Linked DNA regions of Homo sapiens: region 1 is linked to region 2. A link is a contact called in ENCODE Hi-C or POLR2A ChIA-PET data. All regions are on one chromosome and are shown on one strand. Each heading gives the region's core, a stretch centred on a gene start or an enhancer-like site at or near the end of the contact. The rest is flanking DNA. Distances are from core to core; before and after follow the strand shown. Region 1 overlaps NCOR2 (nuclear receptor corepressor 2). Region 2 overlaps NCOR2 (nuclear receptor corepressor 2).

Region 1 (4,421 bases), core at 1,192-3,691, 85 kb before region 2:
ACCCCCCACCAGCTGGCGCTCACCTCCCTGCTCTTGCTCAGCGGCGCCTCCAGCTGGAGCACTCTCCATCCCCTCGCCTTCACCCTCTGGAAGTTCTTCTTCCTCGTATCTCCTGGCTCTCCCCAGGGCTGGGCAGAGCCCCTGGCCTGAGACCCTCCAGGGCCTGGACCCCGCTGGGTTCACAAGAAGTCCCCAGCACTAGCCCGGGGCTCAGCAGGGACCACAGTGTGTATGTAAATAAATGAATGCCGCCCACCCTTTCTGACCCCACCGCAGCCAGACGCAGCGGCGACATGGGGCGTTTGTGTCTGAATTCCCCCTCCAGCCCGGATCCATCCTCAGAACCTCCTTTGGCCAGGACCAGATCCTGGAGACCCTGGAGGGGCTCCCTCGTCCTCTCCTGCCCCCATCTTTGAGGAAATGATGTCATCATTTTTTTTGGCATTCACTTCCAAACCTGCTGATGAAAAGTCAAAGCTTATTTTTTTCCCTATTCGCAGTGCTGCACACCCGCCTCCTCTATCAAGTTTCAAAACCTTTGCATCACTGCCCTGTAAAACCCTGTAACCATTAGCAGGCCTCATTCCTGCCTCACCCTGCCCTCCTGGTAGCCACCAGTCTCCTTTCTGCCTCGTGGATGTGCCTGTTCTGGACATTTCATATCCGTGGAGTCAGGCAGTTCGTGGCCTTTTGTGTCTGGCCTCTTTGGTTCAGCATGACATTTTCTGGTTATGTGTGGTGTAGGACACAGCCGTCCTTCGTTCCTCTTTATGGCTGAGTAATACTCCATCGTAGGGATGGACTGGAATTTTTGCTGGGTCTGCCTTTTGGCTGCTGTAAATTCTGTTGCCATGAACATGCATACCGTGTTTTGTTTGAGTCCCTGTTTCCAGTTCTTTTGGGTGGATGCCTGGGAATGGAATTGGTGGGTCATATGGTTATTCTATGTTTAAATTTTTGAGGAACCGCCAAACCGTTTCCCTAACATTTGTTTTTTTTCGAGTTGGCAGGAAACGTGGCTCAGGTCGGGAGGGGTTGGAAACTGGGTTTCCTAAGCTCGTGGTGAGTGAGGGTGGCACGAGGTTACTGGAGTTGTTCCCTGTTCAGGCCCCACCGGCATGTGAGGCGCTGGGTGGGGGGCTGGTGGGGGAACCCCTTGGTAGGTGAGGGGCCGAGGTTCCAGCCCCATGCTCCGGGGTGGGCACTGTGTAAATCCCAGGCAGTGGAAAGCCAGCCAGCCAGCTGCGGGGCACTTTAGGACGGTGTCACCCTCCCTGGTCTCTGGTGCCCGTGTGCACCATGGTAAGCGTGTGCCAGGGGCCTGTCACCCCCAGGCAGCATCTCACTGGGCAAAGGAGGAAAGAAAAGCTGTGGGTAAATGAGACCTCTCGGCCACCTTGTGCAACTCAAAATCCAATAGCAATTTGGAAGTTGCCCGTGGTGCCCTTGAAAGAGGGGCAGACCTCGGGAACAGCACCCTGCAGAAGTGACGGCCTTATCTCCTCCGAGAGACCGGGAACTGTTTAGCACCTAGAGAGAAGGGAATAGAATTTGCTTTGCTGCATGAGATGACCAGGGTCTGCAGACTTTGAGCCGAGCTCTAGCAGGAAGAATTTTAGAACAGGGCTGGGTCCTGGTGGCCACAGCTGTTCTCTCTCCCAGGGCCAGACTCTTGTTTCTGGCTGCAGAACGGATGTCTCATTGCTCTTGGGGCCGGGCAGGGCTAGCTGTGCCTTGCCTCCCCATCATAGCGTCACTGGTGACTGGGCTGCAGCTGCATCATTGACAGTCCTGGTGACAGCAGTATTAGGCATTCTGGTTTGCTGAGCATTTACTGTGTGCTGGGAGCTGCTGAGTGCCTGCTGTCCGCCACCCGGCCTTTCCTGGGGTCCTTGCAGGAGGACTTAGGCAGTCGGAATATGCACAGACGTCTTCATGTGTGTGGGAGTGCGTTTGTGATTCCGATGCCTTCCTATTTATTCCACATAGTACTGGGTTTCTGTATACCTATGCTGATAATAAGCTTCTCTTGTATGTAAAGTTATGCCTAACTGAATGAAAGTGACAGGCCCGGGGCTAGACGGCTGTCGCCTGGGTAATCTCTATAAAAAAGTCCCTACGCGGGGGTGGCACATGAATGTCTGATGTTTAGGGAACACTGTGTGTTTGGAGGTTCAGAGAGGGCAAGTGACTTGCCCAAGGCCACGCAGCTTAGCGATGGTGGAGCGGGACGTGTTCCCATGTTCACGGGAATTGCGCCATACATCCTGTCTCGGGGCTGGGAAAGCCCACGCAGGCAGGACCGAGGTGGTGGTAGATGTGTCAGTCTTGGCTCCGGAATTCCTTGGCTTTTCTGTGTTTGAAGGATGGACAGCAGCCAGTTGAAGGGGTGGCCTCCTCTGTGACTCCTTCTTTCCCTGTGTGAGCCCGAATTCTTGGTGGCATGTGACAGAAACCCAGCTTGGGCTGCCAAAGACAAAACGTGCAGAAGGAGTGCCCTGGCTCCCCTAATGAAGTGAGCAGGCTTCGACCTGCCTCCAGCCACCATCGGACACAACCTGCTCTTACCGCCCTTTCGCCCTGCCTTCCTGCCGGTGGGCGTGGGTCTCAGGCAGGCTCCTGCTGCATGGTGGCCCCCAGAGCTCCAGGCTTTCATTCCCAGCTTAGATCCCCAGCAGAGAGCACCTTTCTCCTGGTTCCAGCAGCAAAAGTCTCAAGGCAGATTCTCATTGACTCCTATTGGGTCACAGGCTCATCCTTGAGACAGTCACTGGCCCAGAAGCATGCAGGACTCTGATTGGCCAGGACCGGGTCACATGACCATCCCTGGCACCTGGGGAGGGAGGGAGGGTCAAGTCTACACTAATGAGAGATGAGGTGGGGCCTGGGAGGCAGTCAGGGCCCCCAACCTTAACCTTCCTCCCAATGCCCCTCCACATTAGGCCTCCAAGGGCTTTCCTGCTTGGAGAAGGACGGTTACCCTCTTCAGGTTGGGGGAGGGGGTGTTCTGATGAAATTGCAGGGCTGGGTATGCTCTGTTTCCCCTCCTGACCCCTGACCTCGTGTGGTGCAGCCTCAGTCCTCCGCCACTGGAGGCCCACATCCAGGCGCTGGGTCCCGGTGCCAGGGTGCATTTCCCTCAGCTCTGGGGGGTGTGTGCAATTGTGGGGGTGCTGGAGAGGGCTTTGCATGAGGCAGGACCTGATGGACACACCTTTTCTGAGGGACTGGTTCAGGGAGAGTGTGGAGGGGGCCTTGGTCTGGGATGGGACCCTGTTGTAAGCCCAGCAGGTGGCGTGGAGCTGTGGCTGGCGGAGGAAGGGGAGAAGCCTTGTTGGGGGTGGGGGGTGCTTAGGGGTTTCCTGGCAAAGGCAGCTTCGGAGTAGGGGTCCCCGTGGCTCCCTTGCTGGGCCGTGTCTTCTCTGTGGGGCTGTTTTTCCATCTGTAAAGCTGCTAGCCCGCTTCGTGTTATTCCTCTGGCGTGGCCACGAGTAGATCCTCTCCCGTGGAAGGCTCCAGTATCTGCCCCAGGAGCCGTTTGGGGTACCTATCCCTAGGCTGCAGGGCCCGACTGGCTGTCATTCTGCCCTTGGCTCTTCCTGGTGTAGCCCTCCATGTCCTAATCCCACCTCCTAGTTTGCATCTGGCTAACCTCATATCAGTCCTGTCCCATGTCATGGTGTCAGCCTCCTGCACAGGGTCATAGCCTTGCCCAGGTCATGCTGTGGCCTGTGGCCCGTGGCCCGCCTGAGCTGGCCCTGGTCCCTGCTGCCCGGGACAGCGGTGTGTGATGTCCCTGCTGCCGGCCGCCCCTCCTGGGACAGGTGCTTTCTGGGAATTCTGCCCTGTGACTTAGAAACCCGGGGGCCATGGAGTGAAGTTGGATGGGCTTAGGGGGGCTGGGAGCCATCTGGGTGGTGGTGAGGGCAGCGCAGAGTCCCTGTGCCTGCCGGGTGAAGGCCTGGGTGGGGAGGAGGCCTCTGGTCCCTTGCGTGGCTTGCATGGCTCGGAGGGACCTTGAATGCCATGCCTGTCTCCTTGTGCTCCCGGAGAACAGGTGAGTGTGGCAGTGGATGGAGGAGGGTCCAGGCAGGCCCCTGGGTGCTCGCGTGTCCTCACGGGACCACAGGAACGACTCGGGGACCTGTGCACGGAGGAGCCAGCTGCCCCGTGGCTGATCTTGTTTTTCTTTTCTTGTTTTCCCGCAGGTGCCAGTGACGGGGTGGCCCGTGAGCTGATGACGAGGACTGGCTTTTAATCCTTGGTGGTGATTAAGAGAAAGCTTATTGGGGCCTGGGAGCAGCTCCCCGCCGACCCCCACCACCATGTCGGGATCCACACAGCCTGTGGCACAGACGTGGAGGGCCACTGAGCCCCGCTACCCGCCCCACAGCCTTTCCTACCCAGTGCAGATCGCCCGG
Region 2 (4,846 bases), core at 1,558-4,057:
AATTCCAGGGGCACCTGGCCCTGCTGTGTGATGGGGATGGGTGCTGCTGGCCGCTATGGTGGCGATGGCGATGATGGTGATGATGACGGCGACAGTGATGGTGCCGGCCAACAGTCATGCAGCACTATCGCCACACACTGTGATGATTTCAACCTCACTAGTGTTGGGGACAGGTGTGTAATTATCCCCACTGGCCAGATGAGACAGAGGCACAGGGAGGTGAGGAAGCTTCCAAGGAGCCTGCTGAGTGGCAGACTGAGGGTTCTAGCCTGGCACATGCAGCCCGGGGAGTTGGAGGGAGGCCCAGCCGTCCCCTCGGCAGCACACTGGCCATAAAGCCAGCCTTCTGGAAGCCAGCCCTGATCCGCCAGGTAGGACAGGCCTCTCCTGTGGTCTGTGCAGGAGCCCTGCGAGGGCAGGCGGCAGAGGGGCTCATGATGAGGCTCCATGTCAGTGGGGAGTCGGATGCTGGATGCGGGGACCCCAGGTGAGCCAGGCTGGATCTGTGCTGTGGAGACACCCTCTGATATGGGGTGGGTGGGAGTCCTGGGGTGGGGGGGGCTCAGTACCCCCCGCCACCACCTGTGTCTCTTCCCCTGCCATGTGTCCCTCAGCTCCTGGGGACAGCAGCTGGCCACTGTCTCTTTCTCTCTCAGTGCCTCCGCCGTTACCATATATGTCTTTGGGGAGTTGCTGAGGGCTCTTCCTCATCTCCCTCTCTCCCGCCTTGTCTCTCCTCCCCATCTCTGTCTCCCGCTCTGCGTCTCTTGCGCTCTCTCAGCACCCCCACTCCCAGTGCACAGCCCCTCTCTCCTGGGTTGCTGTGGAGGCTGCTGTGGGTGGCCGCAGAGAGGCTGTGGTGCTTGTGGTCCTGGCGCGGTGCCCGTGGCTCCAGGCCACATCTCTGCTGAAGACAGGCACGAGTGGCCTCTCTCATGTCACCAGGACAGAGGCCGCTCGCAGGGGCCTTCCTGCCTCGTGTCCCCAAGCTTGCTCGCCCCACAGACCCCCCAGGAGGTGCCCATCGGATGCACAGTATATGCATGTTCATCCGGGGGCATTTATTCAGTGCCTACTGTATGCCAGGGTTGTCAGACTCTACCTTCAGATGCGAATCCGACCTTAATCCTTCCGAAAATAGGGTAAAGGGATCAGCCGCGCCTGGCCCATCTCAACACCCCAGACTGCCCTGATTCCACGCTGCAGAGGTGGACACAGGGTAGGACTTCCGAGGTGTCGGGGAGTGGGCACGACCGCCCCTCCCAGGGTCAACAGCGCCCACGTGCCTCCTGTGGGTTTCCTGAGTTGGGGGGTGCATGGCCCAGGACCAAGGACATGGGTGCCCCTCCTTTCGCCATTTGTCAAGGTGGGATTGAAATGGAGGCTGTGGTGGGATCCCGAGGGAGGGGAAGCCTGTGGGCTGGGGGTGAGAAGTGACTCCAGGGACACTGGACCGTGCACTTTCCCCGGCAGCGAGGCTTCCGACTTCCTCAGACACCACTGACCACGCTGGGATGGCTGTAGCCAGCATCCTGGGGCTGTGCCCTCCTGGAGTTCCCCCTGTCTGAGGCCAAGGTCTGCTTTGTGAGGGGACGTGTCCCAGTCTGAGTCCTCAGATGTGAGTGCATGTCGGAATCACCGGAAGGGCTGGGGAAACCCAGTCACTGGGCCGCACCCCTCACCCCACAATAAGGCCGAGATCCAAGACTCTGCATTTCCAAGGAGCTCCCAGGCGTTGGTCTAGGACGCTGCTGAGAACCTCGGTGCTGGGGGTCAGCCCCTGAGCAGGGAGCAGGGTGGCTGAAGGGGTTGTTAAGCCCGAGGTGGGCTACCCCACAGCCCAGACCACCCATGGGAGTACACTCAAGCTGGAACGGCCCTTCCCAGGTGTTTGGGGTGGGCAACGGCCTCCCTGGCCAGGGCCCAACTTGGATGAGGCAGCTCTGAGCTGAGTTATTGTCAGCGCGCCTGACAGCCGATGGCAGCCAGCCCCTTCTAGAAGGGAGGTCTGGCCAGTCCAGCCCAGGAGGCAGCCTGTGCATCTGCATGTTTGCAAAGCCACGCTTCATAGATGCTGTGGCCACCCGAATGCTTAACCACAGCCCAGCAGCAAGACGCCAGTGCCACCGTGTCATCTCAAGGACACCTGCCCTGTCTGAAGTGCTTGCACCAGGCCCTTCTCCGCCCTGTCACCCCGACACCATGTGCCCTGTACCAAAGCAGTTTGTGTGTCATTTCGATGGTTACGTTTCTGAAACTTGGATGGTTATAAAGTGGAATATGAAAGTCCTTGATTAAAAGTGCTGGCCATGGGACGTCTCTGGACTCAGACCCGCGCTGTGTGCGGCCGCCTTCACTCTGGCCCACCTTGGCATCCATGGCACTGGTGCTTAGCCTTGTGGCCGGCTGGAGGCGAGGGATGTGCATGGCTGTTTAGAGTGGTGGGATTGCCTTCTTGTTTAATGGAGGGTGCCATCCTCTTTCTGGAAGCTTCTCTGTGTTCTGACACGGGGATGCAGGCCCGGGCATAGGCTTTTGGAATGCTAGCCCCTCCACACCCACCCCCATGAGACCCCACAGGCCTGAGCTTTGGCAAGGGAGGGCCGAGCCCCCACCTCCCGGAACCTGGCCCCTGAGATCGGCCGTGAGCGGCTTTTGAGCCTGGAGGCTGGGTTGAGGCCCGAGCATCCTCTCTTGGGCTCCGAGCCCCATCACCACCACCCTGAGGTGAATCACGGACTGTGGGGCGGTGCGGGGAACAGCTCAAGCGCTGGCACAGTGGTTTATAGTCCATGATTCATTGATGGAAGGGCCGCGTTATCCTAGTGAATTGCAAAACCAGAGCCCAGGAATGCTGGGGCCTGACTGCAGACCGTTGGGGAGCGAGGATGTGAGGCTGGCTAGGCCAGGTGGCAGGGCCCGGCCCCTGGTAGCCAATATGGCCTTCCCGCAGCGATGGGGGTTCATGTGGCCAAGGGGGCCTCTCTTTCTGCAGAGATGGGACACTGAGACGGGAACAGCCCGTCCTGGGCTCCAGTCATCCGGCCTGGGTCCAAGAAGGAAGCCCAGGGAGGCCGAGGCTCCGCCCCCGACTGCTGCCGTCCACTCTCCACTGTTCCCCATCTCTGTCCCTCTGGGTCTGCTCTGCCCAAGCCCCTGGCTCTGAATCTCCTGCATTTTTCTAGGTTTCTCTCTCTCTCTCTCTCTCTGTGTGTGTATGCGCGCACACGGGTGGCTACGTCTGTTTCTCTTCCCATGTCTTCCTCCCTCTTTCTATTTCTCTGTGTCTTTATCTCTGTGTCCACGTCTCGTCTGTTTCTCTGCATGTGCTTTCCCGTCTCTCTCTCTTTCCCCCATCTAAGTCTTTTAACTCTGTCTCTAGCTCTCTCTCTCTCTCTCCCCTTCTCTCTCTCCCCCATCTCTCCTCTTCCTCCTCCCCCGCCCCCTCCCCTCCTCACCCTGTCCCTGGGTCTCTCCTCTCACCCTTCCTCCTCCAGGTCTCTGCTCCTCCCCCACCTTTCTCCCTTTCTCTCTCCTCCCTCCCACTACAGCCCCCTGTCCCCTGCCTCCTCCGTCTGTCCTCTCCCAGCTCTTTGCGGAGGGACTGGTGACCTTGTTCCCCTTGCTGTGGCACTCGGACAGTTTGCACAGGGAACAGTATGACCGGGAAGGCTGTTCCAGGGCAGGAGCAGCCAGGCTTGGTCCCTGGGGAGGGGCAGCCGCTGTGCGGTGGGTGTTGGTATTCAGGGCTAGCTGCCTGCCCTAGGTGCTGAAGTCACTTGATGGTGGGGACCGGTGGCAGGGCGGGCCAGATCACCCCAGGCTGTGTTTCAGCTCCCAGGCCGAGGGCTTGTATCTTGTTTCAAACCTGCTGCCTGCTTGGGGCTGGGCCAGGATGGGCCCACAGCCTTCCGGTGGTGCCGACTTTCCCAGGCCTGCCAGAGGAGGTGGCTGGGTCCTCTCCAGTCAGGGCCAGCTGGGCTGGGCAGGATTGGGTGCAGTTTTAGGGTTGAAGTGAGCAGATGTCTCTGGTTTCCTGCCCAGCTTTGTGCTAGGTGGGGAGACAGTTGGGGGCTCCCCACGTCCTGCAGTCAGGGATGTTGCTCCCAGGGAAGGCAGCTGGTGAGTGGGCCGGAGCCCAGGGATGGAGCAGACCGGGCTGCAGGTTGAGGAAAAGACCAACATGGCCTTTGCATGGGCCAGGATGCAGTGCAGGGGCGATCGCATCAGAGAGGCAGAAGGAGGTGGAAAATGTGAGCGCTCCCCAGGCAGCAGATCGGTCAGGATCGAGGGGGCCTGGGGGACATCTCAAGCTGGGCTGCTGGAGTCAGGAAGTAGTTCCCAGAACAGCAGCCTTGGTGTCTGTGGCAGCTGGAGGCACTGAGGGAGGGGCCCTGGCAGGCTCACAGGCGGCAGGTTGTCCCTGGGGGATGGGTGGTGTTTGAGTCTGTTCTGCAGGGATGTCATTCTAGGTGATTCCCTCGTGGACAAGACAAACAAGGTCACCCCGGTGCGGTGGCTCATGCCTGTAATCCCAGCACTTTGGGAGGCTGAGGTAGGTGGATCGCTTGAGCCCAGGAGTTCAAGACCAGCCAGGGCAACATGGTGAGACCCCATCTCTACAAAAAAATTAAAAAATTAGCCGGGTGAGGTGGCTTGCTGCTGTGGTCCGAGCTTCTTGGGAGGCTGAGGTGGAAGCACTGCTTGAGCCCAGAAAGTGGAGGCTGCAGTGAGCCGTGATCATGCCACTGTGCACCTCAGCCTGGGCAACAGAGCAAGACCCTGCGTCCAAAAAAAAGGGCAAACAAGGTCCCTGGAGCTGACACCCATGGGGAACTTGGACCAT

Evidence for each region. Hi-C counts contacts between places; a loop is a spot of excess contacts on that map. ChIA-PET counts read pairs that join two places held with the same protein, here RNA polymerase II (POLR2A). Pooled maps may share reads with other maps.
Region 1: a map of astrocyte of the cerebellum shows a loop between it and region 2 (6-fold over the local background). The contact joins two enhancer-like sites. A Hi-C loop is called at or near these places in 3 of 168 maps with a recorded cell type or tissue (astrocyte of the cerebellum, heart left ventricle and heart right ventricle) and 9 of 50 pooled maps. POLR2A ChIA-PET finds 5 or more read pairs at or near these places in 2 of 52 experiments (H1 and activated T-cell).

Annotation. Positions count from the first base shown.
Region 1 is chr12:124,495,156-124,499,576 of GRCh38, reverse strand. It overlaps NCOR2 (nuclear receptor corepressor 2), which reads left to right. Exons shown (of 49, transcript NM_006312.6): 3 at 4,209-4,421. The coding sequence starts at 4,326. Among named protein-coding and RNA genes, the nearest start is that of NCOR2, 70 kb to the left of the region's middle. RefSeq lists enhancers at 2,885-3,014, 2,669-3,627, 3,628-4,421. Within about 2 kb of position 2,441, at least 18 of the 41 ENCODE cell types and tissues checked have a DNase peak (open chromatin) inside an H3K27ac peak, as active enhancers do; they include heart left ventricle and heart right ventricle, where a contact is called at or near this core.
Region 2 is chr12:124,409,637-124,414,482 of GRCh38, reverse strand. All of the region lies in intron 15 of NCOR2 (nuclear receptor corepressor 2), which reads left to right. Among named protein-coding and RNA genes, the nearest start is that of MIR6880, 75 kb to the right of the region's middle. RefSeq lists enhancers at 1,032-1,660, 1,661-2,288. Within about 2 kb of position 2,807, at least 15 of the 41 ENCODE cell types and tissues checked have a DNase peak (open chromatin) inside an H3K27ac peak, as active enhancers do; they include heart left ventricle and heart right ventricle, where a contact is called at or near this core.